Regions from separate parts of the Homo sapiens genome. Here region 2 is linked to region 1. A link is an interaction called in ENCODE POLR2A ChIA-PET data of the cell type or tissue named here. Cell type or tissue: MCF 10A. All regions are shown on one strand. Links, peaks and the distances in the headings refer to the core of each region. The heading gives the core; the rest is flanking DNA. Region 1 has its middle 240 kb from the start of TFAP2A-AS2. Region 2 has its middle 320 kb from the start of TFAP2A-AS2.

Region 1 (15,273 bases), core at 2,927-10,926:
GGTGTATTTCTACTGAGTCTTCCTCATTTGTGAAATTAATTCTCCTTGTTCTCTCTGCATTTCCAAACCCTTTCTGATGGTGTTAGTTGTCTCTTGCCGCCATAACAAAGGATCACAAATGTAGAGGCCTAAACCAAGACAAACTTATCATCTGAGTTCTGTAGGTCAGAAGCCCCACACGGATCTCACTGGACTAAAATCGAGGTGTAGGCTGACTCCGTTCCTCTCTTAGAGGCTCCAGAGGAGAATTTGTTTGCTCTTTCCTGGGGTTGTTCACAGAACTCAGTTCCTTGTGGTTGTAAAACTGAGGTCTCCATTTCCTTGCTGGCTATTAATTGAGGGGCGTTACCAGCTTTTAGAAACCACTGCATTCTTTGGCTTGTGGCTTCCTTTTTCCAACTTCAAAGCCAGTGAAGGCAGGTGATATAGTTAGGCTTTGTGTCCCCATCCAAGTCTTATTTGAATTGCAATTCCTATAATCCCCCTGATTCCCACATGTCAAGGGAGAGACCAGGTAGAGGTAATTGAATCATGGGGGAAGTTTCCCGATGCTGTTCTCTTAATAGTGAGTGAGTTCTCACGAGATCTGATGGTTTTATGAGGGTCTCTTCCCTTTTCACTTGGCACTTCTCCTTCCTGCTGCTTTGTGAAGAAGGTGCCTTGCTTCCCCTTTGCCTTCCACTACGATTGTAAGTTTCCTGAGGCCTCCCCAGCCATGCTGAACTGTGATTCAGTTAAACCTCTTTCCTTTATAAATTGCCCAGTCTCAGGCAGTTATTTATAGCAGTGTGAAAACAGGCTAATACAACAAGTGAGTCCTTCTCATGTCCTTCTCTAATCCTCTGCTTCTCCTTTTAAGAACTCATGTGATTATATTGCACCTATCCAGGATAATATTTTAAGGTCAGCTGATTAACAACCACAGCCCTATCCACATTCTTAATTTTGCTTTGCTGTGAACACACCACATCACAGTCACAGGTTCCTTGGATCAGGACATAGACATCTTTAGAGAACCATTATTCTGCCCACCACCACAACAATATTAAAAAAAAACTATATATATATACACACACACACACACATATATATACACATATTGTTTCTTAAGAAGACAATTATAATACATATTTGTTGTAAATATACATTAGAATTAATAAATAATTAGTTAATAGAGACATAATGGCTAACATCTGTATACAGATACACGTTTATTTTCTTATTTATAAAAATGGCTTCATTATATATGTTCTCATTCGTATATATACACAATTGTATATATTTGTACATATTTGTATATATTTGTAATATATATTTGTATACCATCATTTGTATATATACTCATTATATATATATGTACTCATTTGTAGACCTTTTTTCCACTTAACATTGTATTGAAAAGACTTTCCCATGATGTAAAAAATTTCTTTACATTATTTTTACAGATGTGTAGTATTTTATTGTATGAAGTACTATAATTTGATTAATCTCCTTTTGTGGTTTCTGTTAGTTTCAGTTACTATAAAATTGCCACAATAAACATATAATACTCATTTAAATACCTGTATAAGTCCTATTTCCTCTGTCACTTTCCTATACCTTTAATTTTCAGGAAAAGCTTTATTATTGTTATTATTTATTTATTTATGTTTTTAGAGCTGGGGTCTTGCTTTGTTGCCCAGGCTGGAGTGCAGTGCTGCAATCCTAGCTCGCGGCAGCCTTGAACTCCTGGGCGCAAGTGGTTCTCCCACCTTAGCCTCCTGTGTAGCTGTGACTATGGGCATGGGCCACCATGCCGGGCTGAATTTATTTCATTTATTTAATTAATGAATTTATTTATTTTAGAGATGGCATCTCACTCTGTTGCCCAGACTGCTCTCAAACTCCTGGCCTCAAGCCATTCTCCCACCTCAGCTTACCGAGTTGTTGGGATTATAGGCATGAGCTGCTGCGCTCAGGTGAAAACTTCATTTATTTAAATTTTCAGGAGCTAAATATTTGAAATTGACTCAAAGAGTTCTTTATTTTCCTATTTGATTTTTAAATATTTGCATTTTGAATCTCTCATATGTTGATTCATTGATTCATCCTTTGAATATTGTTCAAATCATTCTACTGAGCCTTAACCCACAGGGCTAAAATTTCCTGTATCTTCTCTCTAGCCCTTTGCTTAGAATCTTACAGTGACACATCTGATATCTACTAATAACTAAACAGGTGCTGAATAGCAAATGACAGTACTGGCTTCTTCGCCTTAGTTTACATTGGCTTTGGCTCAACATCCTTTGCCCTGGCTCCCATTCCTCTCCTTTACCTGTGCCTGGTGAAGAAATTAATAGTCTTTCAGCTGTATTTATAAATAAGCATAGAATTATGGGAACCAGAGCAGATCAAATGATTTATGCAGGGTCATGGGCTCAGTTCACAGGCAGGAGATTTTAGACTCCACTCTAGTATTTACATGATCTGCAACAGAAAATTGGAAATGCTTTTTCTTTATGAATTTCGAAGTCTTACTCGAGAACCCGAGAGTTGTCAAAATCAGTCTGATATTTTTTACCTCCCGATAATAAATTTAACAAAGTATATCTGTGCCAAACAAAATAGTAGAAGTTATATTGAATGCAAATATAGAGAGACATAAGATCTCAACCACAGGATGGGCACGGTGGCTCACTCCTGTAATCCCAGTACATTGGGAGGTTGAGGTGGGCGGATCACTTGAGCTCAGGAGTTCCAGACCAGCCTGGACAACATGGTGAAACCCCATCCCTGCAAAATAAATAAATAAAAATAAAACAAACAAACAAACAAATAAATAAAAAATAGGCTGCGTGTGGTGGCTCACTCCTGTAATCTCAGCGCTTTGGGAGGCCCAGGTGGGTGGATCACTTGAGGCTAGAGTTCAAGACCAGCCTGGCTAACATGTTGAAACTCCATCTCTACTAAAAATACACACACACAGACACACACACACACACACACACACACAGACACACACACAAAAATTAGCCAGGTGTGGTGGCACATGCCTGTAATTCCAGCTATTCGGGAGGCAGAGGCATGAGAATCACTTGAGCATAGGAGGCGGAGGATGCAGTGAGCCAAAATCGTGCCAATGTACTCCAGCCTGGGTGGCAGAGACTCTGTTTCAAAAACAAAAATAAATAAATAAATAAATAAAAATTAGCCAATGGTAGTGGCCTGCACCTGTAGTCCCAGCTACTCAGGAGGCTGACATGGGAGGATCGTTTGAGCCCAGGAAGTCAACACTGAGTGAACTATGATCACACCACTGCACTTCAGCCTGGGAGTCAGAGGGAGGAGCTGCCTTAAAAATAAATAAATAAATATATAAATACATAAATAAACGAATGAACATTTAGAGGTGAGAATAATAGAGAAAGTGCTATGATTACGTCTTCTGGCTTTTAGAGGCATAATTTAAAAAATAATTTCTGTTCTGCAAGTGTCAGTGAAAAAGTTATTTAAATTTTTAAAAACCAAAATGAACATTCCGTTTGTCAACTTGAGACCTCAAATTTCTCCCTATCTCATGATGTGTTTTCATTTTTTTCCTATCTCACATTTTTTCTTTGAAATTACAAAAAAAAAAAACAAAACCCAAAACTGAAGTATGACTGTTGATAGTGATGGTATATGAACTGATAACAGCATTTAGGAGGATCATTTTCCAATGTAAATGATTAATATATTAACATCTCTTCTCTTCCTCTGCTTCTTTCTTCTCTTTCCCTTCTTCTCACTGTTATTCTTTTGGTGGTGTGGTGGCAGTAATTCATGGTGAGATGACCTTTTATATTTATTTTTGTTTTTCTAAGATTCTCTCTTTTCAATAGACTGCTTAATGAACACAGTTAATCAATGATCGCTTGTTAGCAATAACTTGCAGATTGAAAAAGGAAATCTCAGTTATTGGTGGCAATGTAGGGATTGGTGGGAAACTGATAGATATTGAAAATTCTGAGCTAAGAGACTAAAAATGGTAGACTGAGCTGTTCAGCTATGTATTGCCATCATGGCTTTTTTTTTGGGCGGGGGGGCGGATGATAACCTAAATGTAACCCCTTACTTAATTACACTGGTAATATTTGAAATGGCCTGAGGTATGGAGTCTATGAGTAGATAGAAATTAATGGTATCCATAGGCTCTGTTAGAGATGCTTGGAAAAATTAGGGAACATGAATAAACAAAACAAACCAAAACAGTCTATCCTCTTGTGGTTGGGAAGAGACAAACAATAAATGAAAACTTAATAAAAAAGCACATGATCTAGTGTAATAGAGTATAGAGTTAGGAGGTGATGGGTAGGTAGTAGAAAGAAACAGGGAATCTATAGTGGAGGACTGAAGGGTGGTTTGCAATGTTAAATAGCATGGTCAAGGGAGGCCCCATCAAAATATAAACATTTTAGCAAAGACTAGAAGAAGGTGAGAGTATTTTATAACCTAAAAGGGAGAAGAAGGTTCTAGGAAGAGAAGCCAGCCAATGTAAAAGCCCAGGAGTCAACTGCCCATTCAGATGCTCCCTCCCAAGGGCATTAGCGAGTCCGCTGTTGAGATCTCCGTGTTATACTCCCCACTGCCCATTTGGTTTTAGCCTTTATTCCAGGGTTCAAACTCACCATTCAATAAATACATTCTAGTTTTTCCCTTGATGAATATGGGAGCAGGAAGGGTGATCATCTGCATCGTTTTGAGTGAAAATCGACAAGACAAACAGTCCTTTCTCTTGTTAATATCAAACAACTCTTATAACTTTGGTTATTATGCTAACAAAGCCTTACCAAAGACTGATAAGACTGTGGCCTTTTTAATCCTAATTAGCATGTTCCCTGGCTTTAGGAAGAACATAGGCAAAGCCACAAAGAAGGGGAAGGAAAGGAATTCTGGAAATAAATATTTATAGTGAATCCTGCTTTAGGATTTTTGTATTTTTCAATAGGTGTTAAATTAAGTTTAGCCTAAACCTGCTTCCTTATGTATTTTAAGTTCAGCCTAAAGGTTTCTTCGCGCATGGTGAACTGTAACCTAACTGGATGTGTTAACAGACTGTAACCTACTCTCATGCCAATCACTGAGTTTTGGCCAATCAAAGGCGGCCAACTGTTCAAACCATGTTCAAATGAGGCAAACACCCAGTTGCAACCTCACTTCCTTTTTCTGTAGTCACTTCCGCTTTCCTGTCCATAATTCTTCTTTGACCAGGAGGCAGTGCTGGAGTCTCTCTGAACCTGTTCTGGTTCAGGGGCTACCTGATTCACGAATCATTCTTTGCTCAATTAAACTCTGGTAAATTCAATTTGTCTAAGGTTTTTCTTTTAACATAGAAATGGCTTCCATTATAAACTGTGGTTTGCATAATCTTGGCTCTGGGTTTTCTATGAATTTGTGATCAGTTTCAGTGTGAAAAAGTCTGGCGCTCCCTCACCCTTTCACTAACGGTGTGATGATAGCTGAGGTGAAGAGATGGGTTCTGAGGCTGGAAAGATCAGAGACCAAGGTGGTCTTGGTGTGGGAGGTAATAAATACATCCAGCTGAGGGTACCTGGGTGAGAAGGAGCGCAGACCCTTCCCTCAGGCCAGGGGAGTCCAAGACTGAAACTAGTACTGAGAAAGAATAAACCCAAATTTATATGAGAAGACAGAAGCAGCTCCTTTATTACAGCCCTACAGTTATGACAAATGAAGACATATCCAAGAACAGATAATGAAAAATTTTGAATTATTGCCATTGTTTCTCATATTCCTGAGACTCTTGAATTAATATAGCAAACCAAGTCTGAAGATAAAAAGCCAGAAGCTTTATCAAATACATTATGTCTGGCAGAAAGTCTACACTGAACTAACTCAATGTCCAAGTAGTGGCTTGGGTTTTGTGTAAGAAGTGGCATGGATTTTCCTGGGAGGTCTTAATTTGCTTATCTCTTCATTTGAAGCCAAAGTGTATAACTACAGATGACTTCTGTACTTTTTCTATTGGGTTGTTATATTTATTTCTTCTTTATTTCTGATTTAGTTTACTTTCTGGAGGAAGCAGGAAGTTCTTTTCTCTAGATCTCAAGAACATTTATCCATAATGGAAAGGGAGAAGGAATAAATTTAATGATAAATCTTGAGTAGCAGTGTCTCTAAAAAGTAGCTTTTAAGTATCTATCTGTGCAGAAAGCTCATCTTGGGCAAGAGTTAGGCATTATGTAGATTATAAAATATATGCAGTAGAATAAATGCTTTAACTTTACACTGAAATTGTTTTAAAGACCAGCTTTAATTCCAGATTTATTCTGTTGTTTTCATTGCTATACAAATAAGAATATAATATTTTCTTTCTCATTTGATTCCCATTGTATATAAATCTCCACAATAATATGAATTGCTATTTTCATAGCCAATTTTTAATTTTTAATATTTTTTAAAACATAGAATTATACATTTGGTAAAGAGTTAGGATTTATACCTTATAGACCAGGAACTGTTTCCTGATTTTGAAAAAATTTCTTCTGGCTGTTTTTATATATTGATGTATGGAAAATGTAACTTGCTCTTTTTCTGTTTCTAAGTGTCTTCATATTCGTGGTTGTATTTTTATCAGTAAAATATAATTTGTTTACAATTATCTAATTTCTGATTGTCATGATCCATTTCTTACAGGAAAGCTATTTATCAACAAAAGCAAAAACACAGTATATCGAAAGCATGTAATCACTTTATGTTTGAAGATAAAGTTAAGGTTATGGAAGAGTTTTCTAAGATTCTGCTGAGTGGAGTAGAGAAAAATAAAAAGGTGCAATAACCCTATTTTAATAAAATCTTTTTCCTTGCTGTTAGTATTGTGGTTATACAATAGGTTAATTCAACATACATGGAGGCTTATGGTTCTTAAATATAGAAATTGTTCCATTGCTAATTTCCCCAAAGAGATTACTGCAGTAAATGCTGTGAAATGTATATTAAAAGCAATACATAAAACAGGTCTAGCCCTTAATAATTCCTCTCAAACCCGAAGATCTTTAAGTTCTGTTGTTATACTGTTGAGCTTGCAAAACAAACAAACAAACAAAACAGTCACCACCTAAAAATCTTATTAAAGTAAAATGAAATGATAATCTGAAAATGACAACCTATTTTTTCCCCTTTTCCTTTCCTTCCTTAAACTTAACCTAAACTGTTTTTCTTTTTCTTTCCTGGTAGTTTTAAATACTAAAGGACAACTAAGTACCTTCATTTTAATATTCATTATTTCTCTTATAGTCTCATAAGGAAACAATAATAGATTCATTTTTTAAAGCCCTAACTATGATGTGATAAAGTTAAAAAGCCACTGGTATTTTCCAGGTTTAAATGTGATCTTTAAAATAATTTAGATGTGCATCTGTGTGTTTTGTTGGTGTGCAACATGTTTTCCGTGAACAACACAACAGCTAAATCAACTCTGCATGATTTTACCTCCTTTCGGCACTCATGCATTTATAAATAAATTATATCAGCTGTGTACCTACTTTGTCACTTTCCACCATGAGCTCACACAACTCACCGTACAGCAGACATTTGCAAAAGCGGGTGTTAAATTTAGACCAAGTTCCAGGAAAAGCAGTTGACTTTCTTACCTCAAGGCATAAAATCATAGGCCCTTTGCCAGGTTTGTGGACACTTCATTCTTTACTAAGCTAACTTCTCTCTCCGCTCACCTCTGTTCTTTTCTCCCTCTCCCTGTCTCCCAGGGCCACTCTGGAAGAAGAAAGAACCACCCAGTTGAGCTGGTCATTCACTTGTAGGCATTAGAATGGCAGAGCTGTCACCTGTGGGCTGTTTAGGCTGCAAACATTACTAAGCTGCTTTACAGAAAGTTATGTAAAGAGCTGTTAATGTTCTCTGAAGACTTTCCTGCCATGCTGGCTGTACAGGCGTTTGGAAAGAGGCAGGTCGAGACGTGTGTGGACGCTACCCCTCGCTATTTATGAGCTGAGCAGCTTGCGGTGAAAAGCTGTCATTTTCCCCCTGGGTGTGTAGAACCAGTTTCTCCGGCATGCCAGGCCACGAAGCTGAGGCTTATCCAAAAGGAGGGGCGGGGAGGAGGGCTGCAAGGAAAGCCAGAGATGTATCACTTGTTTAAGCTCTGAGTGGGGAGAGAAAGTGAGGATAAAAAGAAGAAAGGAAAAACTATCTTAGAAAGTTCTCTCAATTATCTGTGGTTTCCTATGGTGGAAACATCTTCTCTTTTCATTCAGTGGAAGTGGAGGGAAATGTGGGAATTAAGTTATGTGGAGAAGAAGCAGGATTTACTCACAAGCTCACTGGCTGGACCAAGTCATTGGCAGAGATAATTCCCGATCGACTTTCGTCCCTTACAGATTAAATTTATCTAGAAAAATCTCAAAGTTATCCAAACTGACTAAAAATGCCCTTTTCTATTCTGGAAAAGATTTGAATCATCCAAAAGGAATAAAAATGCCCTTTCCTATTTTGGAGAAGATCTGAATCAACATCTAAACTAACCCCATTTGAATTTTTAAATGGTATATATAGTAGTACATTGGTATGTAACCAGGGACCCCAAACCTGTGCTGTCACCGTAGGGTAGAAAAAAATGTAAACATAACAGGTTACAACAAAAAACCCTTCTTTTTCACTTGCCTGCAAAGTCTAGGCCGTTGAAATTCTTTAGCAGGCCTGCCTGCACTTTTCATAATGCTGTATATAGGCAAATAGGCCAGGCATTGATCACAAAATGGACTTGTAAATGACTGTGCCTGCTGGTATAAATCAGTGCCACCCAACAAAACAGAGGAGCCAGACCATAGTGTGGTTGTTGCTTTTCTTGAATTTTCTTAATATATCTGTTTTTTTTTAATGATTCTAACTGTCAACTGGGATTATTAGACTGCATAATGATATTTTTTATGTCCAAACACATGAATAAAATTACTTTTTCCCCATGTATATTATGGTTATACATGCTTTCTGAAAGTAAATTAACATAGAAATAAATCTGTGATGTCAAGAATATGCATTAACCTGTTTGGGCCTTATAAATATGTAAAAATAGCACCTAGTGCTTTGCCTCTCTGTGGTAGGGTAATATCTTATCCTGAATCTAGAACTGGACATTTTGTATATTAGAATATACAAATTCTAATTCATTCATATGTGGAAGCCCTGATCCCTCAGTGTGAGGGTACTATATTTACTCAATGCAATTTAATAATAATTTAAGAAAATATTGCGTGTTTGGTTTTGTACCTGGTGCTCAAGGGAATACGGTGAAGACTGTCATGTGGTCTTACCTTTTTAAGGCTTATCATCTTGCCTTAGACGTGACTAGTGTATTGTTACCTGGGCTGTTGCATCTGATTCTACTTTGCCTTTATTCTACTTCCAAACTGTTCTTCACACGTCTTCTAAAGAAATTCATCTTAGCTTTCTTCCCTCTTCCCCTCTTATTGGTAGAGAAGATCCTCATTGTCACTCCCCTTTGGGGCCCAGCGCTCTGACCACACAAGCTGTCACAGTGGCTTTCACGCTCGCGGCTCACTTATCTCCGAATATTTGTGTGTGCTGTTCCCGCTGCCTGCTTTTCCACATCTAACTCCATCCACCTGGGAAAAGTCTTCCTCATTCCTTAAGGAATCTGCTCATGCAGCACTTGTTTTTTGAACAAGACCTTTCCTGCTGCCTTCCCTCCCTGGCAGGACTCGATCTTCAGAGTCCTCCTCCTCCTCCTCCTTAACTACTCTTCTCAGAGCTCTTCACATGTTCTTTGAGTGTCTTTGGTGTGCTTGTCAGTATCCTTGACTGGCCTAAGTGCTCTTGGTGGCCAGGATTTTTGTCTTATTCAATCTTTGTGCTACCACCACATAGCACATCTGGGTAGACACTCCACAAATGTCTGCTGAATGCACAGTCCCTTCATCACCTGAAAAATGATTTTCAAACAACACTAAGTCTACATATAGTTTTCTAGGATCGCGAAGGCTAGAAGAAAACTGATTTACTCAAAGTATCTAAATTGGTTCTGGCTTCGTCTTTGTCTCTTCCTGCCTTCTTTACCTTTATCTACTGACTGCTTCTCATGACAGTGAACAAGTCCCATGAACCAAACCACCTCTTTCCCCAGCTTATGCTCTATAACAGCTCCCATCATCCTTAGAATAAAATGAAGGCCTTACCTTGGCCTACAAGGCCCCCTGCAATTTGTCCTCCCAATCCCCCCAACCTCATGCTGTATTCTCCCCATCATACACTGCGTTCCAGACACAGGAACCTCTTTTGGTTCCTAGAACATGCTAGCCTCTATTCTGCCTGGAGCTCTTCACACCTGCTGTTCCATCTGCTGGAACACTCTTGCATTTTCCACAGGGCAGGCTTCTTATCTTTCAGGTATCAGCTTCAATGTCACCTTTTCAGAAGCCTTTCCTAATCACCTCTTCCCCATCCTTTTCTCTAGGACTACATCTGTTTTTGTCCTTCAAAGCCAAATCACAAGTGATTGATTTGTTTGTATTTACTTTCTTCTTTGTTTGTTTGTTTATTCATTGCCTCTTCCTTTCTCCCATTAAACTGTGAGCTCCTTGAGGACAGGGACCATATCTGTTTTTTCCTGCTGAATTCTCCAAGGCCTACGACTGCACCAGGCACAGAGTAAATGATAAGAAATATTTCTTGAATGTCAAGTGAATAATCAATCCAAAGCAAACTTGTAAAGGGCTTCGTGATATACATACATTCTCACAACAACCAAATGAAATAAACGTGTAAAGTGCTAAAATTACTCCAGTGTTATTTTGGGCTAAATATTTGTGTCCCTTCCACCAAATTTGTATGTCGAAGCCCTGATCCCTCAGTGTGATAATATTAAAAGTCCTTTGGGAGGTAGTTAGGGTTAAATGAGGTCACAAGAGTGAGGCCTTCATGATGGGATTAGTGCCCTTATAAGAAGAAGAAGTCAGAGAGAGATGGATCTCTCTCTCTCCACAATAGGACACCATGGAAAGCCTACATTAGCACACAGCAAGAAGACAGCTGTCTGCAAACCTGGAAGACAGCCCTCACCAGAACCCAACCATGCTGGCACCTTGATCTCAGAAAATAAATGTCTGTTGTATAAGCCATCCAGCCTGTGGTATTTTGCTATAGCAGTCCCAGCTGACTAACAGATGTGTTTACATGAGCAGACCTCAAGCATTTTGGCCAGTCCTTCTTTCTATGATGATTTTGATGGTTAACCTGATGGAAAATGTCTTTGGTATCTTCCTTTCCTATTTCAAACTTGCAGGCATTCTCCAGCCTCTGTTGCTATGTTCTGTGTGCTCATATTCACTTCCCTCTCTTCACACAAACTGATATAACTCACCCAGCACACACAACCATCATGGAAAGACCTGAGCTCCCACTCAACCTAACACTAATGTTATGTCAAATGAGATCTTGTAGGGATATTTTAAAAGGAGAGTTTTACAAGTATCTTGGGCTGTGAAAAAGGGGTCTCTAGGTCAATTTGTTGGAATAATCTTCCAATCTTTTAAACAAATATGATGAGCAAAGGGAGCATCACACATTGACCTGGATATAGTAGCAGGAAGAATATCCTCATGTTCTTCAACTCTGTTTACACAAATAGGCATTATCCTAAAATGAGTAATGCTAGGAAATAAGTAAATAAGTTCCAATTTACGGTTGGTCATTCTTCCCCTTCACTCCATTTTTTTTGTATTTATCAATAACTCAGGTATTTTATTTTTAAGAAAATAGTCAAATACCTCTAACCTTTCTCAGGCCATTCAAGATTAAGCAAGGTTTGGGGCTCAAATGGTCTGGGTGACCACTGAACTCATGTGGCCTTTCTGCTATTAATGCTTTCCAGAAAAACAACAACAGAATCAATATGACTACTGAGAATACATTTTTAAAAATTAACGTGACATCTTGGATCTTATAAGAGTCAAGCCCTTCAGGAAATAAACCATGAGGTAAGTGATCGCCCAGTGATTCCATGTTCATCTCTCTGGGATCTGCTGAGAATTAAAGGTGATTCTTAGGGCAAACACAGCATTATCAAAAGGCTGTAGCAGCTAGAGCAGGTGAAGGAAACAAACAAAAACAAAAAGCAAAAAACCAAAACCAGACTAGGCCATGCGGCATGCACCGTAAACTGAGCTTTAGCTTTGCTTCCAAATGCCAGAGAACACCTGTCCACACTGGGGACCCGGCACACATTTTCTTCCTGGCGCAGCACACCAGATGCCCAGCTCTCATTAAGGAGAAGTTTGTCTGACAGTCTTTGCCTTGCTGTAATTCTTATCCCACTCTGAATTCCTCTAGCAAACATTGATTGAAAGCTCTCCATATGCCAGGCACCACACAGCTCTGCAAACCTCCCTTGGATCCTACCTTTGGAGTAGGAGAGGCAAGGTACAGAGAGGGTGAGAAGGCAGAGTATTTGCTGTTTAACCAGTTTTTGATTGGAAAGACTTTCAATCAGGCATTAAATTTATCAAGCTTTTGCTGTGGGTCTGACAGGCACTGGGTGAGTTCATGTGGCCCTTGCTCTTGAAAGGTCACAGTCTGGGTATAGACTTAACTGTAGGATGTATTTTTCAAGGAAAGAAGCAAAGTATAGAACAGCATGGATGCTCCCATCTGAGCAATAAAAGGGTATGTGATACATGAGCACGCACACATGCACACACACACACGCACACGCATGTGCACATGCACGCACACACACACATGTGTGGCTAAATGCCTAGACTACCTGGAAACACTGGTTGCTTTGGGGAGAACTGGTTTTGTTTTCTTAGAGCACTTATCAATCTCTGAAATTGTCTTATATATTTGTTTATCAACTTATTTATTGTCTGTTTCTACACTGGCATGCGAGCGCTTGCTTACAGCTATAGCTCCAGCGACTACAATAGGGCTTGGTATATTTTAGGTGCTTGTAGTTAAGAATGTTTTTTTTAAATGAATGAGCTGGAAATGAGAGGATGTAGGGGTAAGAGTTCAGAGATGGGACGGAGTCTTGCTTTTAACTCTATGCCATTCTGTAACACTTGAATATTTAAGTTTTTATTATGAAAAAAATACAATTAAGTATTTTTAAGTATATTAAGCAAAAGTAGAGACGACAGTGTAATAAACTTTCATGCACTCATTATCCCAAAACAATGGTCAACTCATGGTAGATTATGTTTCATCCATATCTCCCTCACTGCTCTTCCTCTGCCTTGAGATTGTTTTGAAACAAACGCCAGCCGTCATTGTGTCTTTAAGTAGTTAAATATGTAAACCATAACTGCAATACATTCCACACCTAAACAAACAAGCAGTGTTTTATGAATATCATCAATTATTCACTGTTCAAATTTCCCTAATGAGTCTCATACTTTTCTTATAGGTTGTTTGAATTGTATTTAACAACGTACATGTATTACTTTTTCCAGAATGTTTATTTGGGATGTTTACAATCTAGTAATCTAGTAGGGAATATGGCTCCATCCAATCATCCATCCATCTACCCATCCATCCATCCATTAAATAAATCCATATTAAGTGCCTAGTATGTGTCAGGTGTTGTTCCAGGTGCTTATTATGTATCACTGAACAAAAGGACAGAAATCCCTGCCCTTGTGGAGCTCTAGCCCCCTAGCTGACAGAGACCACTAACAAATAACAAGGTATGTAAAGCCTTGATTATGATTCAGTAATATGTAACATGTATGATAATGTAAAGGGCACAAACTCCTTTGTTAAAAACAGTGTCATCATATGACTAACATAAGAGATTCAAAGTATTGAGGCCCTTATTTTAGCATTTAAAACTTGCGATGTGGCTGGGTGCGGTGGCTCACGCCTGTAATCCCAGCACTTTGGGAGGCCGAGACAGGCAGATCACTTGAGGTCAGGAGTTCAAGACCAGCCTGGCTAACATGGTGAAACCCCATCTCTACTAAAAATACAAAAATTAGCTGGGCGTGGTGGCATGTGCCTGTAATCTCAGCTGCTTGGGAGGCTGAGGCAGGAGAATCACTTGAATCCAGGATCCAGGAGGTGGAAGTTGGAGTGAGCTGAGATTGCACCACCACACTCCAGCCTGGGCAACAGAGCGAGACTCCATTTCAAAAATAAATAAATAAATATAATTTGCAATATTTTTTGCAACACTATTCACAATAGCAAAGATATAGCATCAACCTAAATGCCCATCAATGATAGACTAGATAAAGAAAATGTGGTACATGTATACCACGGAATACTATGCAGCCATGAAAAGGAATGAGATCATGTCCCATGCAGGGACATGAATGGTGTTGGAAGCCATTATCTTCAGCAAACTAATGCCAGAACAGAAAACCAAACACCACACGTTCTCACTTAAAAGTGGGAGCTGAATGATGAGAACACATGGACACATTGCTGGGAACAACACATACTGAGGCCTGTTGGAGTGGGCAGGTGGGGGGAGAGAGAGCGTCAGGAAGAATAATTAATGGATGCTGGGCTGAATACCTAGGTGGTGGGATGAGCTGGGCAGCAAACCACCATGGCACACGTTTACTTATGTAATAAATCTGCACATTCTGCACGTATACCCCTGAACTTAAAAGTCGGAAAAAAATGTGCAATGTTTAATGTTTTGATAAAACCTTGTAAACAGAATATATTGATTTCTTTAAATAACAAATAATTAAGACCATCAAAGCTTTTTTTTTTTTTTAAACTTTCTTACAAACACATTGACTGGGCTCTGCCATTATAAATAAAGTCATGATAGCCAGGGGCCAGGTGCTAGTTGTCAGTGTTTGAGAGGTCAGACTTGGATGTTTATGAAACAGAGCCAGTCTGATACCATGTTCTGGCGCATACTCTAAATACAATTAGGATTTACACAAACCAAGCCGGTGAAGTGCACTGATGCTTCTTGAGGAGGTCTCCTCAGAGAGAGGCTTTTGTGGTTGGAATTCGAACACCACTCATCCCCAAGTCATGAAGCATCTTTGGCCTGTTATCTGGATGGTCTAGGGAAAGTAGAGTTATTGGTAGGCTCTACCAAACCTAAGAGTATTTTTGACTCGTGCTTGAAACCCATGTTGAAAGGTGGTATTTTAACTTGTGAAAGGAAATGTCAGCAGTCTGAAAAATATATTAAAATGGAAAAGGGCCCGTATAATGTTTTAACACTTTTATGCTGTCATTAGGACACTAGACACTAGTACATCTTAAAAATTTTGGTTAAATTGAACTTAACAACAACAA
Region 2 (15,273 bases), core at 4,615-12,614, 79 kb after region 1:
CCGAATGATAATAGCCAAGACAATTGGGAAAATGACTCCACGGCATTTGAGTGACCTTCGCAGCAGCCCTGCCCATCACAGTCCTGGAAACCTAGGAGGGAAGAATGGTTTCCTGGGCCAGGCCCAGGGCCCTGCTGCTCTGTGCAGCCTTGGGACATGGCACCCTGCATCGCAGCCACTCCAACTCTAGCCATGGCTAAAAGGGACCAAGGTACAGCTCAGGCCATTGCTTCGGAGGATGCGAGCCCCAAGCCTTGGCAGCTTCCATGTGTATTAAGCCTGTAGGTGTGCAGAGGGCAACAGTTGAGGCTTGGGAGCCTCTGTCTAGATTTCAGAGGATGTGTGGAAATGCCTGGATGTCCAGGCAGAAGTCTGCTACAGGGGTGGAGCCCTTATAGAGAACTTCTACTAGGGCAGCGCTAAGGGGAAATGTGGGGTTGGAACCCCACACAGACTCCCCACTGGGGCGCTGCCTAGTGGAGCTTGGAGAGGAAGGCTACCATCCTCCAGACCCCAGAAAGGTAGATTCACTGGCCGCTTGCACCACATGCCTGGGAAAGTTGCAGGCACTCAATGCCAGCTTTTGAGAGCAACCATGGGAGCTGGAGCCATGCAGAACCACCACAGGGGCTGAGCTGCCCAAGACTTTAGGAGCCCATCCCTTGCATCAGTGTTGCCTGGATGTAATCATGGAGTCAAAGGAGACTGTTTTGGAGCTTCAAGATTTAATAATCACCCTGCTGAGTTTCAGCCTTCCGTGGGATGTGTAGCCGCTTTGTTTCAGCCAATTTCTCCCTTTTGGAATGGGAGCATTTACTCAATTCCTGTACCCCCATTGTATCTTAGAAATAACTAATTTGTTTTTTAATTTACAGGCTCATAGGTAGAAGGGACTTGCCTTGTCTCAGATGAGATTTTGGACTTGGACTTTTGAGTTAATGCTGGAATGAGTTAAGATTTGGGGGGACTGTTGGAAAGGCATAATTGTGTTTTGAAATGTGAGAAGGGGCCAGGTGTGGTGGCTCATGCCTGTAATCCCAGCACTTTGGGAGGCCGAGGCGGCAGGATGATGAGGTCAGGAGATTGAGATCATCCTGGCCAACATGGTGAACCCCGTGTCTACCAAAAATACAACAATTAGCTGAGCATGGTGGCGTGCACCTGTAGTCCCAGCTACCCGGGAGGCTGAGGCAGGAGAATCACTTGAACCTGGGAGGCGGAGGTTGCAGCGAGCTGAGATCGCACCACTGCACTCCAGCCTGGTGACAGAGTGAGACTCTGTCTCCCTGCCCCCTACCCCCCCCAAAAAAAAGAAATGTGAGAAGGACATGATATTTTGAAGGGGCCAGGTGGAATAATATAGTCTGGGACTCTGTGTCCCCACCCAAATCTCCTGTCAAGTTGTGATCCCCAGTATTGGAGGAGGGGCCTGGTAGGAGGTTACTGAATCACGGGGGTGGTTCCTCATGGTTTAGCACCATCCTCCTCACTGTGCTGTAATAGAGCCCTCCTGAGCTCTGTTGGTTGAAAGTGTGTTGTACTGGCCAGGCACAGTGGCTCACACCTGTAATCCCAGCACCTTGGGAGGCAGAGGCAGGCAAATCACAAGGTCAGGAGATTGAGACCATCCTGGCTAACATGGTGAAACCCCATCTCTACTAAAAATACAAAAAATTAGCTGGGCATGGTGGTGGGTGCCTGTAGTCCCAGCTACTTGGGAGGCTGAGACAGGAGAATGGATGGCAAGAACCTGGGAGGCAGAGCGTGCAGTGAGCTGAGATCACGCCACTGTACTCCAGCCTGGGCGACAGAGCAAGACTCCATCTCAAAAAAAAAAAAAAAAAAAAAAGACAGTGTGTTTTACCTCACCCACCCCTCCCGCCAGCCAAGTGAAGATGTGCTTGCTTCCTCTTCACCTTCTGCTATGATGGTAAGTTTCCTGAGGCCTCCCCAAAAGCAGAAGCCTATATAGTGTGCAGAAGTGTAAGTCAATTAAACCTTTTTTTAATAAATTACCCAGTCTCAGGTAGTTCTTTATAGCAGTGTGAGAATGGACTAATACACTTGGCCAGGGTGTTTCAAATTATTTACTCACTTATCATCTAGTTGTTATATTTTAGGGGACTCCTATGGGCAAAGAATTGTTAGACCTCTAAGCAGAGGCAATGATGGGATGACTTTATAAAAAGTAGAATTATAAAGCTCTAGCTCTAGTTCACAATTAGTAGTTCTTTTTTTTTTTGCTCTTGTGGCCCAGCTGGAGTGCAATGGCTTGATCTTGGCTCACTGCAACCTCCGCCTCCCGGGTTCAAGCAATTCTCCTGCCTCAGCTTCCCAAGTAGCTGGGATTATAGGCACCCGCCACCACTCCTGGCTAATTTTTGTATTTTTAGTACAGACAGGGTTTCACCATGTTGGCCAGGCTGGTCTCAAACTCCTGACCTTAGTTGATCCACCTGCCTTGGTCTCTCAAAGTGCTGGGATTACAGGCGCGAGCCACCGTGCCCGGCCATCGCAGTTAGTAGTTCTAAACATTCTCCAGTATCAGTAGGTGGTTCTGGGATTAGAAAATACAAGATTGAAAATTACTAATACTTTGTGCTAGAAATGTCAACTATGAAATTAATTTGGCTGGTATTAAAAACATTGATGCTAATTGTAGGCTCAGTAGGCACAATAAGTTATATTAGCACAAGCTATACTATTGTGTAATTATTATTTACTTATAATGTCATTATCCTATCAATTTGCCAGAATTTTGTCTGTTCGGCAATTATTTTTTTCCTATTGTTCATCCCTAATGATATAGAAGCTGAACAGTAAACACAATGATGTGTTTGAGTGGCATAAATAACTGATGAGGTGAAAAAAAAAAACAACCTTCTATCATTTAGAATGGTGGTTTTTGTGTTCTAGACTTTAAAAATGTTACAAACAGCAACTTTGAAAGGCCACAAACAGAATTTTATAATTATAGGGTTTTGAAACTGTGTTTGGAGAATAGTTGCTTTTAGGCCTTGGCTGAAGTACCGCACCATGGGAGTGCCCAGTGACATTGCTAGTTTTGAGCATTCTGAGACTCCAACAGTGTGGCAGATTCTTTTGTTCAGATGTGTATGGACTTGAAGGCGCACATAGACTATTTTTCTAGAAGGGGCTAAAGTTTTCAACCATAAAGTAGAGGGAGTAGTGGTTTCTCTTTAATGATTTTTATATCTATGAAGGGTAAAATTAAAAGGAACCTTAAAGATTGCCAATCTCTAATCTGGCATTTCTGAAATTTGATAACTATTTAATAAGTATCAAATACACTTTTTTTTTTTTTTGAGATGGAATCTCGCTGTGTCACCCAGGCTGGAGTGCAGTGGCACGATCTCAGCTCGCTGCAACCTGTCCCTCCCAGGTTCAACAAATTCTCATGCGTCAGCCTCCCGAGTAGCTGGGATTACAGGCACGTGCCACCATGATGGCTAATTTTTGTATTTTTAATAGAGATGGGGTTTCACCATGTTGGGCAGGCTGGTCTCGAACTCCTGACCTCAAGTGATCCACTTGTCTCAGCCTCCCCAAATGCTGGGATTACAGGCATGAGCCACCACGCACAGCCTCAAATACATTTTGGTAGTAGAGTTCTGAAAGTAAATGGTTTTATTTTCATGGCAATAAATAGATAACAAAATAATTTATAAAACTATTTCTATGATTTCCTACATGCAAAGCTCCATCTACTTACCTACTATCTACCTATTGAATTGGATTTAAAGTCAGCTCTCACTTTTTGATGCAGAATGGATTGTCCATCCACTCTTCCATATGCAGGCTCTGCTGGGGCAGGGTGACATGTGTCTGTAATCCCACCTACTCCAGAGGCTGAGGTGGGAGGATTGCTTGAGCCCAGGAGTTTGAGGCTATAGTGGAGCCATGATCTTGCCACTGCTATGCAGCCTGGGTGACAGAGCAAGACTTTGTCTCTTAAAAAATAAAATAAAATAAAATAAATGAAATAAAAAGCAGTCCCTATTCTTTATTCCTTTGCCTCCACTAAGTCAGTGAGGGTTTCAACTCCAACAGTAGTACTCAAGGTTGGGTTCAGAAAGGTTGCCTGCTGGGGTTTCATTATAAAACTGCCTCTCTGAATAGGGCTGCCATAGATAAATATGGAATACATTCTTTTTGCAAGATGGGGAAAAAAGCATTTATTTGAAAAATGGAGATCTATTTATTATCTATTATTTATACCTACCTCAAAGTTAATAGAATATTTTATTTCTTAAGTCTATCAGATTTATATTTACACATATATTACATATGTATGTAAACTTAAGGCAAAGTTTCATTAAGGAGCTTGGGAATTCCTTTTTAAATTTTAAATGCAGTAAAATTTATTTATTAAAACTTGTTGCTTAAATTGCTTAAACAATACATCACTCTTACCAAACCTGAAAATCAAGTCATCCCTACCTTACTGAGCTAAGTACTAAGAATTGCATTTAAAAAAAATACTGTTTTTTTCTAATGGGACAAAGATCTTCTTTGGTTGAGGGAAAACGAATGATTAGAGATAGAAGGCCTCTTTTATTAGGTTGAGTAAACTCTGTAAGAGTCAAGTTGAAAAATGCCTCATGGTACTGTCACAGTCAAATAGAAATGTATGTTATAAAAGGTCCCCCAAAAGTCTTCTGGTAATGACTGCAAGTTCCCCACTGCATTCTTAGAAACAGGTTCCTGAAACAGTGAACTTCCATGGGATAGAAGCTAAAATGGTCCATAAAATAAAGTGTCTAAATATATAGCTTAAAAATTTGACATACTATTTAAAAAATCTACATTGAGCTTCAGACCGTGGCTTCTGACCCATGAATTTCATGTTTAGAAGCTGAAGGAGAAAGGAGAGTTTTAAGATTTTTATGTTTTAAAGACTGAATTATGGTTTCTTTTTTAAAATCTTAAAATGTCATACAAATTATAAGAAGTACAAGGGCATATTATGATGCCAGTTAATTTATATTTGGCAGTAGTACTATTCTTTGTAATATTAGTACATTTATTAAACTCCCTCTTTAATAAAGAAATTCTTCATATTCTAATTATTCCTTTAAAAGATATATCTGAAAATGGGTATATTTGTTCTTTTTTCTTTCATCTTCTTATTTTGGTGGGTATATTCATTCTTTAAGTTAATAAAGATAGTGAGTGGCAGAAAATTGGACAAACTCTTTACAAAAAATTTTGAAAATTCTAAAACAGACCTAAGCGACATGCCAAACCATGTTTTTTATATTTTTTTCTTGTTGCCCAGGCTGGAGTACAATGGTGCGATCTTGGCTCACTGCAACCTCCGCCTCCCGGCTTCAAGCAGTTCTCCTGTCTCAGCCTCCTAAGTAGCTGGGATTACAGGTGCCTGCCACTGTGCCCGGCTAATTTTTGGTATTTTTAGTAGAGATGGGGTTTCACCATGTTGGCCAGGCTGGTCTCAAACTCCTGACCTCAGGTGATCTGCTCGCCTCGGCCTCCCAAAGTGCTGGGATTACAGGCATAAGCCACTGCGCCTGACCCAAACCATGCTTTTTAATTAAGACCAATAGAGGTGGAAATATCTTGAAATATACTATACACACACTCTTCCTTTTGATGAACTCGTATTTTTTACTGTTACATGTTTTATCTTCTCACCACCCAAGAATGTACATCGTTAACTTACTTCATCAGGCCTCTCCTTATTTAAATTGCCTTTCTTTCCAAAGTTACCTAACTCCATTGTGTGCCTGGTGAAAAATACCACACACCAAACGCCTCCCTTCCTCAGGAAGGGGTGGGTGGGAGGAAGGGCCATGATTTCCTCATGAACCGTCTTCCTAGATCCCCACAGCAGCTTGTTCCTCTGTTACCTCGTTTATAATTATTGCTCATCTTGTACTGAGTTATTTCTGTGTCTGTCTGTCTGGCAGTGTTCTGTTGAAATGAGCTTAAGTAAGTAGGCTTTGGGGTGCGTGTGTGTGTGTGTGTGTGTGTGTGTGTGTGTGTACATATATGGTTGCACCTGTGTTTAGGGGCATCACAGGCTCCTGCCTCTTCTGGAAGAATGGCTTTCAGTGTCCTGGGTCACCTCCTAAAAGTTGACAGCAACTCGTCTCATCTTCACAATGTATTGGCGAATCCTTGGGTCCATTGATCCTGGAGAGCTAGAGAGGCAAGCCCCTGAAATCGAGACTTCTGCTTTCGCTTGGAACAAATTGGCATTGGGATTAGACCATATTCCTCTTCATATACACTGTTCGGCAAGAGCTCCATCCCTTTAGGCATTCTGATCTTACCTGGATTTCTTAAACCTAATTTAGATCAGGGTGTGAGTAGGTAAGAGTGTTTAAAGGAGAGGCCCTTGCGGCTTCCAGAAAGTTTCTATTCCTGGAATGTCAACCTGATGCTTCCTGGTTTCTTGAACGGAGCCTGCTTTTCACTGGGCGGGGGCCGGGGGCAGTGTGTTGGGGTGCAGAGTGCAGGCTCCACTTCTAGGCTCAGCACTGACCAGTGGTGTAACCTTGTTGTCTAACTTCTGTGTCTCAGTTTCCTCATGTGAAATGTGGGTATAATAATGGTATCTGCCTTACAGGGGTGTCTTAAGGATTAAATGATTTAATACGTGTAAAATGTTTAAAACCATGAGTGACATCTTGGAAACCTGTGATTTTAATCTAGTATCATATATTACTATATGGCCCTTTTCTTTACTTTTTTTTTTTTTTTTTTTGAGTCGAGGTTTTGCTCTGTTGCCCAGGCTAGAGTGCAGTGGCATGATCACAGCTCACTGTAACCTTGAACTCTTGGGGTCAAGCAATCCTCCTGCCTCAGTCTTGCAAGGAGCTGGGACTGCAGGTAGGCACCGCCATGCCCTGCTATTTTTTTTTATTTTTTGTAGAGACGAGGTCTCACTATGTTGCCCAGGCTGGTCTTGAACTCCTGAGCTCAAGCAGTCTCCTGCTTTCGCCTCCCAAAGTACTGGGATTACAGACGTGAGCCATTGCACCCAGCCCTATATGGCCTTTTTACTTTCAAAGTCTTTTGAGTTTTCCTTTAAATTCTGAGATTAGTCAAATACTATAAATGACTCAAACCCCTGTGTTTCTCAGAAAAGAGGGTACTAATCAGCCATGAGCTGAGAATGAAGCGTCCCTGGATACCTCTGGGATTGAGGATACTGGAGTCCTCAACCTATTCTAATTTGTGTTCCTATAAAAACACAAACAAATAAGTTTCCACTTCCCTTGTCCCCAAAAGCCATTATTCAGCCTTATTTTGCCTTAGAGAAGTGCCTTCAGAGAAAAACTGAAATGCTTTGGCAACAGCTCATAAACTAAAATCCTTCTTAAATAGTCCAAAGTCAATACTCAAAAAGGTGAGACAAGTGTTATTTATATTCTCATGCATCTTTCTTAGTTGAGTAGTTTGAACAGGAAAAAATATATTTGTGTAGATACATGCATGCATATATGTTTACACACACACACACACACACACACACACACACCTTTAAAAGGGTAAAGTCAATGAGACAATTAGAAGGTGTAAGAAAACAAAATCCCAAGAATAGGTGAACATCACATAGCAACACATGTGAGTAGAGGAAGAAGCTCATTTTGCTACTTTGACAACTTACCAAAACGTTTTATCTTTTATAAATTGAAAAGCGGACTCACTAGGAAAGACTGTGAGTGCCTCTGTTTAACAACCTCACTTTTCAGGTGCTGGGCTACGGGCAGCGAGGCCTGTGAAGGCTCTCAGCTGGCTAGGAGCATCCTGTTAAAGGACTGGAGAACAGGCAAAGTCTGGGTAAGGGCAAGGACAGCTGCCACTCTATGTGGGACCAGAAGACCTGAATCTGTTGTTAGCTGATTTTTTGATCGTGGGCCACTCCAACAGCCTTTCTCTGTGCCTCAGTTTATTCCTTGTAAAATGAAGGCATTGGGTAAATGATCTGAAATGTCCTTTTTACATCTGAGATAGAAATAGGGGAGGAAAGAAAGTTCTACTACATAGACCTTGGCCAAATCCTACAGGGTGAGATAATTGCGTGCATCTTCTCTATGCTGAGAGATTGTTCGGTCAAGTGGGAGAATGACTGAATAAGCCAAGCTATCATTTTTATTTTTACCCTTCAGGGTAGCTGTTGGACGTTTCATATGGGTAAAGGTTTTATCCCAGTGATCCATTTAGTTATGTATTTGCTTCCTTTAGACTTTCTGATTTTTTCTTCATTAGCAATGGATAATAAAGTATTGCTCACATTTCAAATTGTATGTGTCCTTTCATCACACACACACACACACACACACACACACACACACACTATGAAAAGTACCAAAAATGAACCTAGAGATAGAGGGTGACTTTGTTTTTCAGTAAAATTGTTTAAATGCATAATAAAAGGAGACTTCATATAGTATTTTCTGAAATCATCTGCTCTGTTCCTGTAGGAGAATACACAGTCCCCTTACTTCCATTGTTCAGATATTGAAGCTGAAAAGCAAGTTGAAGGATGAAGTTGTCAGTAAATGATAAATAATTAACTCATGGTGACACTCTGCTTCTCGCCTCTTAATGGCTATTATTGTTGCAGGAGGGGCTCATTACTTCCTAGGTGTGGTTTCCCTACCAGGGCCAGATCAGTTTATCAGAGACCAAATAAGCACATGTGATATAATTAGAGATGTGTGATGAGCACAGTACCTACTCTTCCCATTTAAAAGAAAAATACTCACTTTTCCTTGGCAGCCACACCTTCTAATTACTTGCAAATATTTAAGACTCATTATCTTCAAAGTTTGGAGAAAGACAGAAAAAGAGGGGGAAAAAGCCCCGATAGTGGAGACTGCAAGGATCAAAGGTCCTGGCTTACCAGCCGCTGTGCTGTGCTGTCTTCAGGGCAACACTAAAGCCCCACCGCAGAGAGGATGAGTTGACAGCTATTAGGCAATCCAGGTGGCCCAGTGAGCAGGAGGTTGTGTTCAGTCCCATCGCCCAAGACTCGCCCATTCACCAAGCTCCTTTGAAGCACTGTGTTGAGCAAGAGGAGGTGGTGGTGGTGGTGGTGGTGGAGGAGGGATGGATGGAGTTTTCCAGAACTGGAGTGGTTAAACACTGCCACCTCTCTTTCTGTGGCAATCCCTGTGCCAGCTCGCCTTGGTGTAGGCTTGAAACTATTGTCTTTACCTTTGAACCGCCCCATTTCTCCCTGTGAGTCCATTTAGAAGGTCCTCGCTACAGGGTATCACGCCTGCTGAGAAATTTTACTACCATGCCTGGCAAGTCACCCAGGGTTTACATATCTGTTTAAGCACTTTATGTAAATTCTGCAAGCAATATGAGCTACCTACTCCCTCCCTGTTGAGTGCTCAGCCAGTGAGACACAGATCAAGACTCTAAAAAGGGATAGTGTCTGAACACGCATGATGAGAAATCCCTTAAGCATGAGCTCAGTGAATGTCAGTGTGCCATCTCCATATGACATCAGAATTTTGGTTTTAAGATGAGATTGACGTGATGTGCCGAGTCGCCTGTCAAGTCTTTCTCAGATGCACAGTCGAGCTGCTGAGACATTAGTATTTTTTCTTTCTTCTGCTTTTTCTTGTCCCTGCATCTTGAAAGGTTATATTCTTAAGAAGAGGAGCTTTCTACAGTCTTGGGGATATATACATGAATAAGCAAACATTTTTATTCCGTATCCCTGGATGCTACCCTAAGGGTATATATTTACATTCCCTTAACGGAGTTTGGCCTTTGGACGTGGAGACTATGCAAGTTCCTTTGGCCCATTCAACTGTTGAAAATCCTTCTGGAAGTTTCAGGAATGTATTAAGAATACCTCAGATGAAGAAAGAATATACTCTGGTCTGGAGTCAATTCACAGCTGCAGTGTTTCTTTTCTTTTCTTTTTGTTTCTTTGTTCCTCTTCCCTCTCTTCCTCTCTGCCACCCTTCCTTCCTCCCTCCGTCTCTCCCTCTCTTCTTCCCTTCCTTTCAGCACTACCAATATCATGCATCTTTGGCTACTTGTAAACTATTTAAGGAATTATTTTCTCAGTCTTTCAAATAAATTATTTTCATTACTCTTTCCACTTTATATTCTTTAGGGAGAACAATAAAAATGAGAAGACCTCAGACACTTTTGAATTAATTTAGAGAAATATTTCCAAATAGTTTTCTCCACCACAAGAATTTTAGGGTTTGGGGTTGTCCTGGACAAGTGGCCACTTTGCCACTTAATGTTGCAGTCAGCCATATCAAAGGTTTATCAGAAGATGCTTTAATTAACCAAATGGTGCCTCTATTCCTTTGAATTTTTATGTTACTTTAAACGCTTTCAAAGGGACTGGATTTTTAAACTTCTCCTCTCTTAAAGTTTAAAAACATTTTTAGTATCTGTTAAGTGCTCATGTTGTGCTCAGCACTTAACCAGTGCTATAAATGTTGCACTATATGAGAACCATATGATACAGACTCCACACTAGAGGTTTCCACATCTAAAGGAGAGCAAGGTACATGTCGTCTGTGTGTACATACCTATGTTTGAGTATGTGTGTGTATACATATAGTGTAGAGCTATATCTCAAGCACATATATGTACACACTTTTACATGTTTTAAGCCAACGTAATGTACACATGGATACATGAGTGTGTGCACATGCATACACACACACACACACACACACACACACACAGTAGTCTTTCCATAATCCGAAGTCCTAGACTTTAAGAAAAATATATGGTAGAGGAGCTGAAGTCAAAAGTAAAATTTAAAATCCTATGAAGTTCATTAATAGAAAACAAACACCAACACTAAATAAATCCCAAGGCAATGATATTTTGTAACATTGGGTGTGGAGCTGTTTGTTTCATTGGCCATCTTTTGCTTCCTAGAAACTGTTCAGCAACTCTCCTCACTCAATTTTTAATGAGTCGCTGCTTACTGAGTATTTAGCTTTGTTGAAATCAATATGGTGTGCATTTGTCTGTCCTCAGTCAAGTGTTCAGTGCTTTCCTGACTTATGCATTTTCCTCTAAGCACTTTTAGGGTCCACTGAAGTCTTGGGGATATCCAGTAACTTGGCTGCCCATAAAAATCTTATGCCAAAACATGAGTCATTTATGCTTCCACACACTTCTGTCTGTCTTTCTCCTGACTGAGGATAAAAAGAGATGTCCAAGGCCAGGATCTTCCTTCCCTCATGTTCCCTTATTTCCTCCAAGACTTCACTGCAAAAAAAAAGCCCCACCGCAGAGAGGATGAGTTGATAGCTATGAGGCAATCCATTCTGCTTTTGACACTGCTTCCCTTTTTTATTTCCCCAAGTTTCCTGTTTTACTCAACAGGTCTAACAGGAGTGATTCACAGCTTCATATACTAGAATCAAGAAGATACAAAAAGTAAATTTGTTTGCTGGAAATTTATATGGAGGGATTATTGTGTTAATATTTAACAAGTTATATATAAAACTCGGCATATATCACATTTTAGCAGCTACAAAACATTTAAGAAAACAAGAACTAATATTTTGTGTTTATTATTTCATCAGTAAACAAGTGTTTATTGAGGACCAACTATGTGCCAGACACAGTATCAAACACTGAGCATGCAAAGGAGAATGAGAAGAGTGTGGTTCTTGCCCGCATGGAGCTGTGTCAGGCATCATGCTAAATGCTGGGGGTACATCCTCATTTTACTCTTGCAGCAACTTTATGAAAATAAGTCTTCCTGTTTTATAAAGGAGGTGCTATTGTCTGAATGTTTGTGTACCCCCCAAATTAATATTTTGAAACCTAATCCCACTTTGATCTTGGATTTTCCAAGCTCCAGAACTATCAGCAATATATTTCTACTATTTGTAAGTTACTTAGTCTAAAGTATTTTGTTGCGGCAGGCCAAATGAACTAAGACAGAAATTGCTACCAAAAAATAGAATGTGGCTATAACGAATGCTTAAAAACCTGGAAGTGGCTTTGGAACTGAGTTATGGGTAGAGCTTGGAAGAGTTCTGAAGTGCATGCTAGAAAATGCCTACATCACCAAGAATGGATCTTAAAGGATGACTCCATTGAGGGATCAGAAGAAGAGGGTTGTAGACAAAGCTTCAATCTTCTTAGAGATTACCTAAGTGGTCATGATCAGAATGTTGGTAGAAATTCGGACAGTAAAGGCCATCCTGAGGAGGTCTCAGATGGAAATGAGGAACGTATTATGGGAAACTGGTGGAAAGGTGATCTCTGTTACAAAGTGGCAAAGAGCTTGGCTGAACTGTGTTGGTATCCTAGTGTTCAGTGGACGGTAGTGCTCGTGGATGGTGAAATTGAATATTTGGGAGAAGAATCCTCTAAGCACAGTGCTGTGGGTGCTGCACGGCTTCTCTTGACTGCTTATAGGAAATGCGAGGAGACAGAAAAGATTCAAAGACAGAATTTATCATCAAAAGGGAAGCAGAAGTTAAAGATGCAGAAAATTCTCAGCCTGCCGATATTGTAACAAATGAGAAAGCATGTTCGGGAGAGCACACCAAAGGTGTGAGTAAGGAGATTAGTATGTACCAGCCACATGCTATTCATCAAGACAATAGAAGAGTGACTCTTAAGGCATTTTAAAGATCTGTGGGGCTGCCACTCCCATCACAAGTCCAGAGTGCCAGGGCCTCAAGGACAGGACCGTTTCAAAGGAGAGGACCAGGGTGCCTGTGGGATCTCAGGGCTCTCTGCCCAGCGCCACCTTAAAGCTCTGCTCCCTACTTGTCAGCAGTAGTCCTCGGCTGCCCTAGGTTTGGTTCGAGCAAGCCGTGGTACAGTGGTGGCTACTCCTCCAGAGAGCACAGGCAGTAAATCTTGGTGGCATTTGCATGGTGCCATCTTCACATCTTCACTGGTTTGCAGAGTGCATGGGCCATGGGAGTGTGGCTGCCTCCAAAAAGATTTCAAATGATGCCCAGGAGAGTCTTGGGGCTCAGAGAGCTGAAATGGGCTCCTCTCAGTAGCCGCCTTGATATAGTGGCTCCCAGATCCAGAGCTGCTACAGCTATGCTACAGCTATAACAAGGGGATATAGCTGTGTACTGATTGCACAATCATTTTTCAGTTCTGGCACTATAATTCCCCAAAAGAAGCAACCCCTCTTGTAATGTGTTTAATTTTTTTTTTTTTTTTTTTGAGATGAAGTTTCACTCCTGTCGCCCAGGCTGAAGTGCAGTGGTGCGATCTTGGCTCGTTGAAACCTCTGCCTCCTGGGTTCAAGCAATTCTCCTGCCTCAGCCTCCTGAGTAGCTGGGATTACAGGCAGCCACCACCACACTCGGCTAATTTTTTGTATTTTTTTTTTAGTAGAGACAAGGTTTTGCCATATTGGGTAGGCTAGTCTTGACCTCCTGACCTCAGGTGATCTGCCTGCCTCGGCCTCCCAAAGTGCTGGGATTACAGGCAGAAGCCGCCGTGCCTGGCCTAATTTCTATAACTATGTGGTTGTTATAATTTTTTCCCCATAAAAATAGCATTAATAAAACTTCAGAAAGAAAATTTTAAAAAACCTCTAGCTTACAAAATATTCTAGCAAAAGATATATCAAATACATTTTCTTGTGAAGAGGTAAGAATCACTGAGTTTCCTTCTGAAACAAAAATCTGATCTATCTTTTCCTCAGTGCATTTGTATTTTCATTTATCAAAACAATATGCATACATCAAAAGTGTAGTTAGGAAGCCCATTCATAACCAGTATTCAACAGTTATTGTGCATGTAAAGAAGTCTACTATCCCCTGAACTCAAAGCACTCTTCAGAATTTATTGAGCATGGAAGAATAAATTTTTTACTACAGATAAAATGGCAAAACAGGAAACATTAAAGAAATCTTTTTTACACCTCTAATCGCTATTTCTTTCTGGCAGCTATCTCTTTGGAGAAAGATATCTAATGACCTCTCTTTACCAATCAGATTATTATCATAATGGGTTCATGTCCTAAAGACATCACATTAAAGTAGACGCAGTAGCTGAACTCAGATTTTATGGAATATAAATTTAGACATTTTCCTGCCTTACATGGTGAGTTTTAAAATAAAACATCAAGGCATCAAGAAAAAGTGCCACTTTATTCATGCAGACTAAACTTCTTGTTCTTCTTATCATATTTATGTTAACACACATGCTCACACACTTTCTCAATCAGGTAGTATTTGCAGGAGGCAAATACATTTCTTGTTCAAAATGTCTCTAGTTTATTGTAGTTTGTGGGCCCACAAATCGTTCAGCCCAAAGGAGTACAGGAAAAATGGGGAACAAGAACCACAGCTCTGCTTACGGAGGTTCACAGACACCCAGTCAGTACAAAATAATGAGGTGTACTTGCTTGTTTTGCCTAAAATGCAGCAGTGATATGGATTAGGAATGTTTAGTAGCCTTGTGGCCCTGCCAATGAGTAAAATACACATTCAAGGAGAAAATAAACTTCCTCTTGAAATACCTGCACTACTTCTGTTTAAACTGTTACACCATGAACCTGAATTCATCCTATGCCTAACAACATTTTTCAGGTAAATTAGGCTGCCTGATAGCTGATACCTACCAGTCACAAGAGGAAATATGCTCCAAGATGGAGAGAATGACCACTTGCCAAAAGACCACTTCCTGTCTTTATTAGACACCAGTGAGCCATTCTGGTTGGTAACTGCCCCTCACTGTGACGAATAGACTGGTTCGGAGTTCATTTTGCCAAATCAGCTTGGTGGTGCCCTCAGATTTTGCCAGTAGGAAACCAGTGTCTGCTCCTGCAGGAACCAATTTGTTCCTTCATGGAACTAAAACCACTGTTGCTTTCAGTGGATCGTGGGAATTGGAAATAAATACTAGGTTACACTACTAGTGAGAAAATGCACACATGCGCACGCGTGCATAAATATATTAACACATGCATGCACACACAGCAGTTGTTACCTCCTGATGATTTTGGTTTCAGGACTGACCTACACCTCAAACCAAAATGAATGAACAAGCAAAAAAATAGTCTCAGTCTAGGAACTTGGCCAAAAAGGCTTTTAATCCTACATAAGATTTATCGTCAAAATCACTTCCCAACGGAAGTACTTACCCTTCAGTGAAATAACATACCTCAAACTTTTAAAGCTTATTTGTGATCAGGTCCAGTGACATTACCACCATATCTCTAGGTGCAATCAAGTTTGTGTATGGGGTCAGTGTAGTCCACAGAAACACATCAAAAAATGCGGGAAGGTACCCAGAGCTAAT

The links. ChIA-PET counts read pairs that join two places held together with the same protein. Peaks named below come from ENCODE experiments on the same cell type or tissue, not always from the same donor. Only the 100,000 strongest peaks of a DNase experiment are listed, where the experiment ranks them.
Region 2: POLR2A ChIA-PET joins it to region 1 with 15 read pairs; 4 of 35 experiments call an interaction of 5 or more read pairs at or near these places.

The regions. Positions count from the first base shown.
Region 1 is chr6:10,156,108-10,171,380 of GRCh38, reverse strand. It overlaps the pseudogene OFCC1. Among named protein-coding and RNA genes, the nearest start is that of TFAP2A-AS2, 240 kb to the left of the region's middle. In MCF 10A, for the core only: no CTCF peak of the experiment used is centred there; DNase peaks (open chromatin) are centred at 7,640 and 7,980.
Region 2 is chr6:10,078,580-10,093,852 of GRCh38, reverse strand. It overlaps the pseudogene OFCC1. Among named protein-coding and RNA genes, the nearest start is that of TFAP2A-AS2, 320 kb to the left of the region's middle. RefSeq lists a silencer at 11,181-11,381. In MCF 10A, for the core only: a CTCF peak has its summit at 9,151; DNase peaks (open chromatin) are centred at 9,032 and 11,282.